Linked DNA regions of Homo sapiens: region 2 is linked to region 1. Evidence: chromatin contacts called from ENCODE Hi-C data. All regions are on one chromosome and are shown on one strand. Each heading gives the region's core, a stretch centred on a gene start or an enhancer-like site at or near the end of the contact. The rest is flanking DNA. Distances are from core to core; before and after follow the strand shown. Region 1 overlaps EGFLAM (EGF like, fibronectin type III and laminin G domains). Region 2 holds the start of FYB1 (FYN binding protein 1).

What was found. A loop is a pair of places that touch in the nucleus more often than their neighbours do. Pooled maps may share reads with other maps.
Region 2: a loop to region 1 is called in a map with no recorded cell type, with 2.9 times the contacts of the local background. The contact joins the promoter of FYB1 here to the enhancer-like site in region 1. A Hi-C loop is called at or near these places in 1 of 168 maps with a recorded cell type or tissue (naive thymus-derived CD4-positive, alpha-beta T cell), 3 of 37 single-sample maps with no recorded cell type and 7 of 50 pooled maps.

The regions. Positions count from the first base shown.
Region 1 is chr5:38,449,339-38,452,397 of GRCh38, forward strand. It overlaps EGFLAM (EGF like, fibronectin type III and laminin G domains), which reads left to right. Exons shown (of 22, transcript NM_152403.4): 19 at 1,977-2,120. The region is part of intron 1 of EGFLAM-AS5 (EGFLAM antisense RNA 5); the gene reads right to left. Among named protein-coding and RNA genes, the nearest start is that of EGFLAM-AS5, 17 kb to the right of the region's middle. Within about 2 kb of position 1,438, at least 2 of the 41 ENCODE cell types and tissues checked have a DNase peak (open chromatin) inside an H3K27ac peak, as active enhancers do.
Region 2 is chr5:39,218,132-39,221,237 of GRCh38, forward strand. It overlaps FYB1 (FYN binding protein 1), which reads right to left and starts at 1,432. Exons shown (of 19, transcript NM_001465.6): 1 at 1,312-1,432. RefSeq lists an enhancer at 2,508-3,009.

The DNA of each region.
Region 1 (3,059 bases), core at 188-2,687:
CCAACACACACCAGGCAGACACTGCTTCACTTCTCTAATCCCAGGTTGTATTAATCTACGTTGTCTTGGCATGGGGACTTAGGTAAAATGGATTCCCAGCCAAGAGAGACCGTCCTCCTTCTTCAGCCCTTTCTCTCCAAAGATGGAAGGTCATTCAGTCCCTAGAAAGCAGTGACAGCGTGAAAGGGGCCCAAGCCTTCAGTCTCTGGGGGTTAGTGAGAGACCACTAGGTGGTTTGGGGGAGTAGAGGGGCTTGATGAGAGCAGGAGACATGAGGCCCAAAACCACAGCTACCTCAAGGGCCATAGTGTGTGTGTATGTGTGTGTGCGCATGCATGTGTGTGTGTGTGTGTGTATGTATATGAAAGTATAAATGCATGTGTGTGAGGCTGCAGGTAAAAGTCAAGTTCAGGGTCTATTTCAGTCAGATATCTTTGGTGCCAAGTAACAGAAAGTTCAGCTTAAAATGCCTTACCCATGAGGGATATTTACTATTTCATATCACAAGGAGTCCAGACTTACACTGGATCTTGGGTTGATTAATTAAGAGAAGCAGCTGTACCCTCAAATATTCCAATCTCATCCCTATTTCTTGCTTGCTGTCCTCAGCGTCTTCTCCAGAGGCCACTCCCCAGCTGCCCATAAGCTGCACATAAGATGACTCTGACTACATCCAGTGGAAGTCCAAAAGACTTTTTTTCTCATATGACTCTTTTTAAAAGAGAAGGAATTCTTCCCAGAATTGTATCTCATTGGACAAAAGGGATATGATTGTGTCTCTTCTGTGCTGCCACATGCCTGCCCCTAAACCAATCACTGGCAAGAGAAATGAGAACCTCTTGATTGGCTTGTAACCAATCAATATACCCAAGGCAAATGGGAGAGGGAAGGAACCTGAGCGAAAATCTGGGCAAAGCAGGTCTCTAGGGAATGGGTCAGTGCTAGATTGTGCTGAACCTGGCCTGGGGGGCCTCGCTCTTCCCTCACTGTTCTGAGGCCCTGCATGGGAAATGCAAACTTGGTCTCTTCCTGACGAGCTCAGGCTCTGGGAAGCCTAGATAATAGTTCCCTCCACTGTTCACGATTGAGGACACTGCAGACACAGACCCAGGTGTGTGAGACAGACAGAGGGATGGCTCAAGTGACTAGAGAATGGACAAAGAAACTTTTCCAATGACATTATGCTAGTAGCAATGTTAAATTATGTTTCCTCCTATCTCACCCTTGATTCAAGGACCTCAGCCTTCCTCTTTTCTCTGTGCAAGATGAAACACTGATCACACTAATAAGAATGAATTTCTGAACTAGTCTATTCCCAAGCATTGCTAAGAGCATGTCAGCCTGTGAACCTATTCCCAGCCGTGGCTATAGAGCATGGAGCTGGCCTAGCCTGAGCACCCCTCCTTTCCTCGAAGCTTCCTGTTCTTCTCCACCCTGGCTCTGCCTCAACACCACTCCAGACCATTCACTATCAGGCCTTGTTCCTTTGTCTGAGACGCCATCGCTTGGGTATTTTCCCTGTCTAGACCTTGTCCCCAAGGACAGTCACCGGCCAGAGCTGGCCATCCACAGCCGTGGTCCTAGCCCAGAGTGGCTGCCAATTTGAACCTCTTGGTAATTAGGAAACACACTTTCTGTTGGGGAATGGGGCCCCTGAGTAGTAAAACAGGAAAGAGAAAAGAATGAGGTGTGTATGGGGGTGCAGCCTAAGCTGTGACATTGGCCATAGTCTTGCTAATCTGTCACTCAGCAAATGCTCTCTGGTGGGGTTCACAGTGCTTGGGGAGAGAGACTGCTGCTGAGTGAGCAGTCCAGACCTTTAGACCCGTGGTGCGACTCGTGGTAATGAAGTAAGTGTCAGAAAGTGCCAGACTATCCTTACATCTGGTTCCTCAGGGCTGGCAGACAAAACTGGAATTACTCGGAAACAGATGTTGGTGGTTGATTTGGTGGACTTATTTGTGTATTTCCTCCAGGGTGTCAGGATCAAGATCAAATGTGTTCATGAGGTTTAAAACAACTGCCAAGGATGGCCTTTTGCTGTGGAGGGGAGACAGCCCCATGAGACCCAACAGCGACTTCATTTCCTTGGGCCTTCGGGATGGAGCCCTCGTGTTCAGGTAACCCCCTCTCCATCTGCCTTCAGCAGCACCTTGCGATTTTCTCAGACATTGCAGATCATGCCAGAGTGATTCAGAAGGGAGCCAGAACACAGTCTGCTGGAATTGGCTGAAGCCTGAAGCTTCAAGGCTTATTGGAAGCTCCTGGTCTTTCTTTCCAACATTCATCTTATAGAGCAGCAGTCAGCAAACTATGGCCTGCAGGCCAAATCTGACCCACCACTCTTTTTTGTAAATAAAGTCTTGCTGGGGCCGGGCACAGTGGCTCACGCCTGTAATCCTAGCACTTCGGGAGGCCGAGGTGGGCAGATCATTTAAGATCAGGAGTTTGAGACCAGCCTGAGCAACATGGAGAAACCCCATCTCTACTAAAAAATACAAAAATTAGCCGGGTGTGGTGGCAGGCACCTGTAATCCCAGCTACTAGGGAGGCTGAGGCAGGAAAATGGCTTGAACCCATGAGGCAGATGTTGCAGTGAGCTGAGATCGCGCTACTGCACTCCAGCCTGGGTGACAGAGCAAGACTCCATCTCAAAAAAAAAAAAAAAAAAAAGAGTACAGCAGTATTCCAACAGGACTTTTTTTTTTTTTTTTTGAGACAGGGTCTTGCTGTTGTCGCCCAGGCCAGAGTGCAGTGGCGCAATCTCGGCTCACTGCAACCTCTGCCTTCTGGGTTCAAGTGATTCTCTTACCTCTGCCTCCCTAGTAGCTGGGATTATAGCACGTGCCACCATGTCTGGCTTTTTGTATTTTTTGTACAGACGGGGTTTCACCATGTTGGCCAGGCTGGTCTCAAACCCTGACCTCAGGTGATCCACCCGCTTCGGCCTCCCAAAGTGCTGGGATTACAGGCATGAATCACTGTGCCTGGCTTGTACTCTCTCATTTATATATTGCCTGTGGCCATGTTCATGCTACAATGGCACACTTGAGTAGCTT
Region 2 (3,106 bases), core at 182-2,681, 770 kb after region 1:
GGATTTCAACCTTTACAATAATTTCTCAAGGGAAATGGAAACCTTTTTAGCCTTTCCTTTTTGAAACGGATGGTCAACTTTTCCACGGGGTGCCTTAAGTGCACCATAACGCCTTTGATATTCAGGATCGCCTTTAATGGTACATCATAAAACATGTGGTTTTATTGGAAAGAGCACCCTTATCCTCCTCCCCCTCACCTATCACTTATGATTAATTTCTTAAGGTATCGGACTATTTGAAGTGTGTGTATCTCACATTGCATGGGGACGTTTTACTCTACCTAAAACCTCCGGTGGCATTCCCATAGCATGGGCAGAAAATCACAGCCACAACTTCACCCTTCCGGTGATAAGCCCATCTGTTTCCCACGCAGAATTATTTGTATTTAATGAAAAAATATTTAAAATGGTGAATATTAATTATTATTTTACATTAGTACTCAAAAAGTGTATATAGTTTTATCCCCTCAACAACTCCATGAGATGAGTTCTATTATTATCCCCATGTTTAGATGAGAAAACTGAGACACAGAGAGGTTAAGTGGCTCTCCCAAAGTCACACAGCTAATAGAAGGCAGAGTCAGAGGCCCATTTCTATTAATTACTTCCCTGCAAATCAAGTTAAATGGGGGGAAAAGACCTTGTGAATTTTTCAGAAGAATCAGCAATGTATACAAGACAGCCAAAGGCTCCGAGGAAAATTTGGAGTTGCTGGTTGCTTTGAAAGGCCTCCTTGGCTGATCTGCAGCTGTTTGTCATCATTTATCCAGTTTGCCAGGATTCCTTCTGAGAAGGCATAATTCATGGCAGTATAGTCCCTTTCTTTAGTCTATGTAGAAATCTCATGTGAATCCTCACCTCCTGCCAGGTTTGGAGGAAATTGAAAGTTACTCTTTCTCATCAAAAGGATGGACACATATTTGTTAGGAACCAGGATGAAATAAACCATCTGTGCCCAGCTCTGTTGGCAATAAAACCTTGTTTCTGGTTTCACTGCAAGACGTTATTTAACGCTAGTGGCACCAGAGGTTCCAACAAGAACACATGAGAGGCCTTATCCAGTTACGAAAGAGCAAGTGACAGACACGTTCCCGGCCACATTTTTATCTGCTTATCATCCTTTTGGCTACCATGAGGCTGAGTTTTAGTGTCTCCTGTTCATCTCTTTTGCTATTTTCCAACAGAACATGCGTTTCCTTCAGTTATTCAGCTAGCACAGTCTGTGCTGCCAGAATTTGGAAGTGGTGCTTTTTTCCTGCTATAAAAAATTACACATTTATTTGAAAGAAGAAACCTAGGCATAGCTGTTACCTGACTCCTGCAGAAGAAGGCGGAAGGATGGCCTCCTTTAGTGGATCTTCCTGGGCCAGGGTCTGGGCCCTACTCACTTCTAGCTGTCGCATCTGCTCTGCATGTGGAACTCAAGAACTGCGGAGCTTTCTGATGCCTGGCAGGGTTTTGTCCCGGTCAGTGGTTGAGTGAGCCACACCTCCCTCCCCTGACCAGGCAAACTTAGACAAGAAAAGTTCTATTATGCCCTCAGGATATTGAGTAATAAGGAGGAGAAAGGGGAACTTAAAAGTGTCTGTTCAGCCTGGATACTTCTGCTAACATTCCCACCAAGCATGTGATATTTAAAAGGGTAAAACCAAAACAAGATTCTCCTGCCTGCCACCATGTTTATTCAAGAGGAAGAAGCTGTAAGTTCTTTGGACCCATAATCTTTCCACACACCCAGGAGTGTCACCTGCAATGGGGGCCAAAGGGGGATGCTTACAATTAGAAAGGTCCACTGGAGCATGTGGAATATTTGGAAGCTAATTGCACCTGAGGTCAGGAGGTAAAGTGGTGTGCTTGACCATATCAACTGAAGAGTGGTCACTCATGTGTGGAAAGCCCACTAGACTCACTCTGTCGGCTCTCTGTTAGACTATTCTTGAGGCTGGAAGAAATGGAGTATTTAGATGATAATCCATGTGAAAAGACCACCAGTGGGGCTGAGTGTAGTGGGTCATGCCTGTAATCCCGGTACTTTGGAAGGCTGAGGCAGGAGGATTGCTTGAGACCAGGAGTTCAAGACCAGTCTTGACAACATGGTGAGACCCTGTCTCTACAAAAATAAAAAAAAAATTAGCCAAGTGTGATGGTGCATGCCTGTAGCCCCAGACATTTGGGAAGCTGAGGTGGGAGGATTTCTTGAGCACAGGAGTTCAAGGCTTCAGTGAGCTATGATTGCACCACCATTGCACTCCAGCCTGGGTAACAGAGCAAGATCCTGTCTGAAGGAAAAAAAAAAAAGAAGAAAGAAAGAAAGAAAAATAAAGAGAAGGAAAGAAAGAAAGAAACTCAAAAAAGAAAAGAGAAAAAAAGAAAAGAAAAGACAAGAAAAGAAAAGAAACCCCCCAAAACAGAGGCTACCATTGGGACTAAATGAGATTTTAACAAATTGTGATTGTGAAATTAACCTCCCCCACCTTCCTTCTACTCATTCATTCATAAACATCAAACACTTACTGTGTGGGTCAAGCACTGGCCAAGACTAGAAAGATGGAGAAGACAAGGATTTTCCACTCAGTGGCTTATAATCTTACAGACGTTATGCCAGAGATGGTCACTTTCCTCCCCGTATGATTTTCCCTTCTTATAGAGTAGTAGGGTCAGCAAACTATGGCCCGCATGCCAAATCTGGCCTGTGGAATGTTTTGTACAGACCTCAGGCTAAGAATTTACATTTTTTAAGAATTGTAAGAAAAGGGAGAAGAAGCAAAAGAAGACAATGATGGTAACAATGATGATGACAACAATGATGATGACATGGCTGAGACCGTATATGGCCTGAAATATTTACTATCTAGTCCTCTGCAGAAAAAGTTTGCCAAAAGTTTAGGATGCTTATTCTATCCTAAGAGATCTCTGGCTTTTTACCTGGCCCACAGCTACACAGGATAAGGCATTTTCTAGTCCCTCTTGACATTAGATTTGGCCATGTGGTTAAGTTTTAGTCAATGGGATCTATGCAGAAGGGATCTATGTAGCTTCTTGGTGTGTCCTAAAAGAGGGCCCCATCATGCTTTCCCCTCCCAGCTGGCTGGGATGCTGTGGGGGC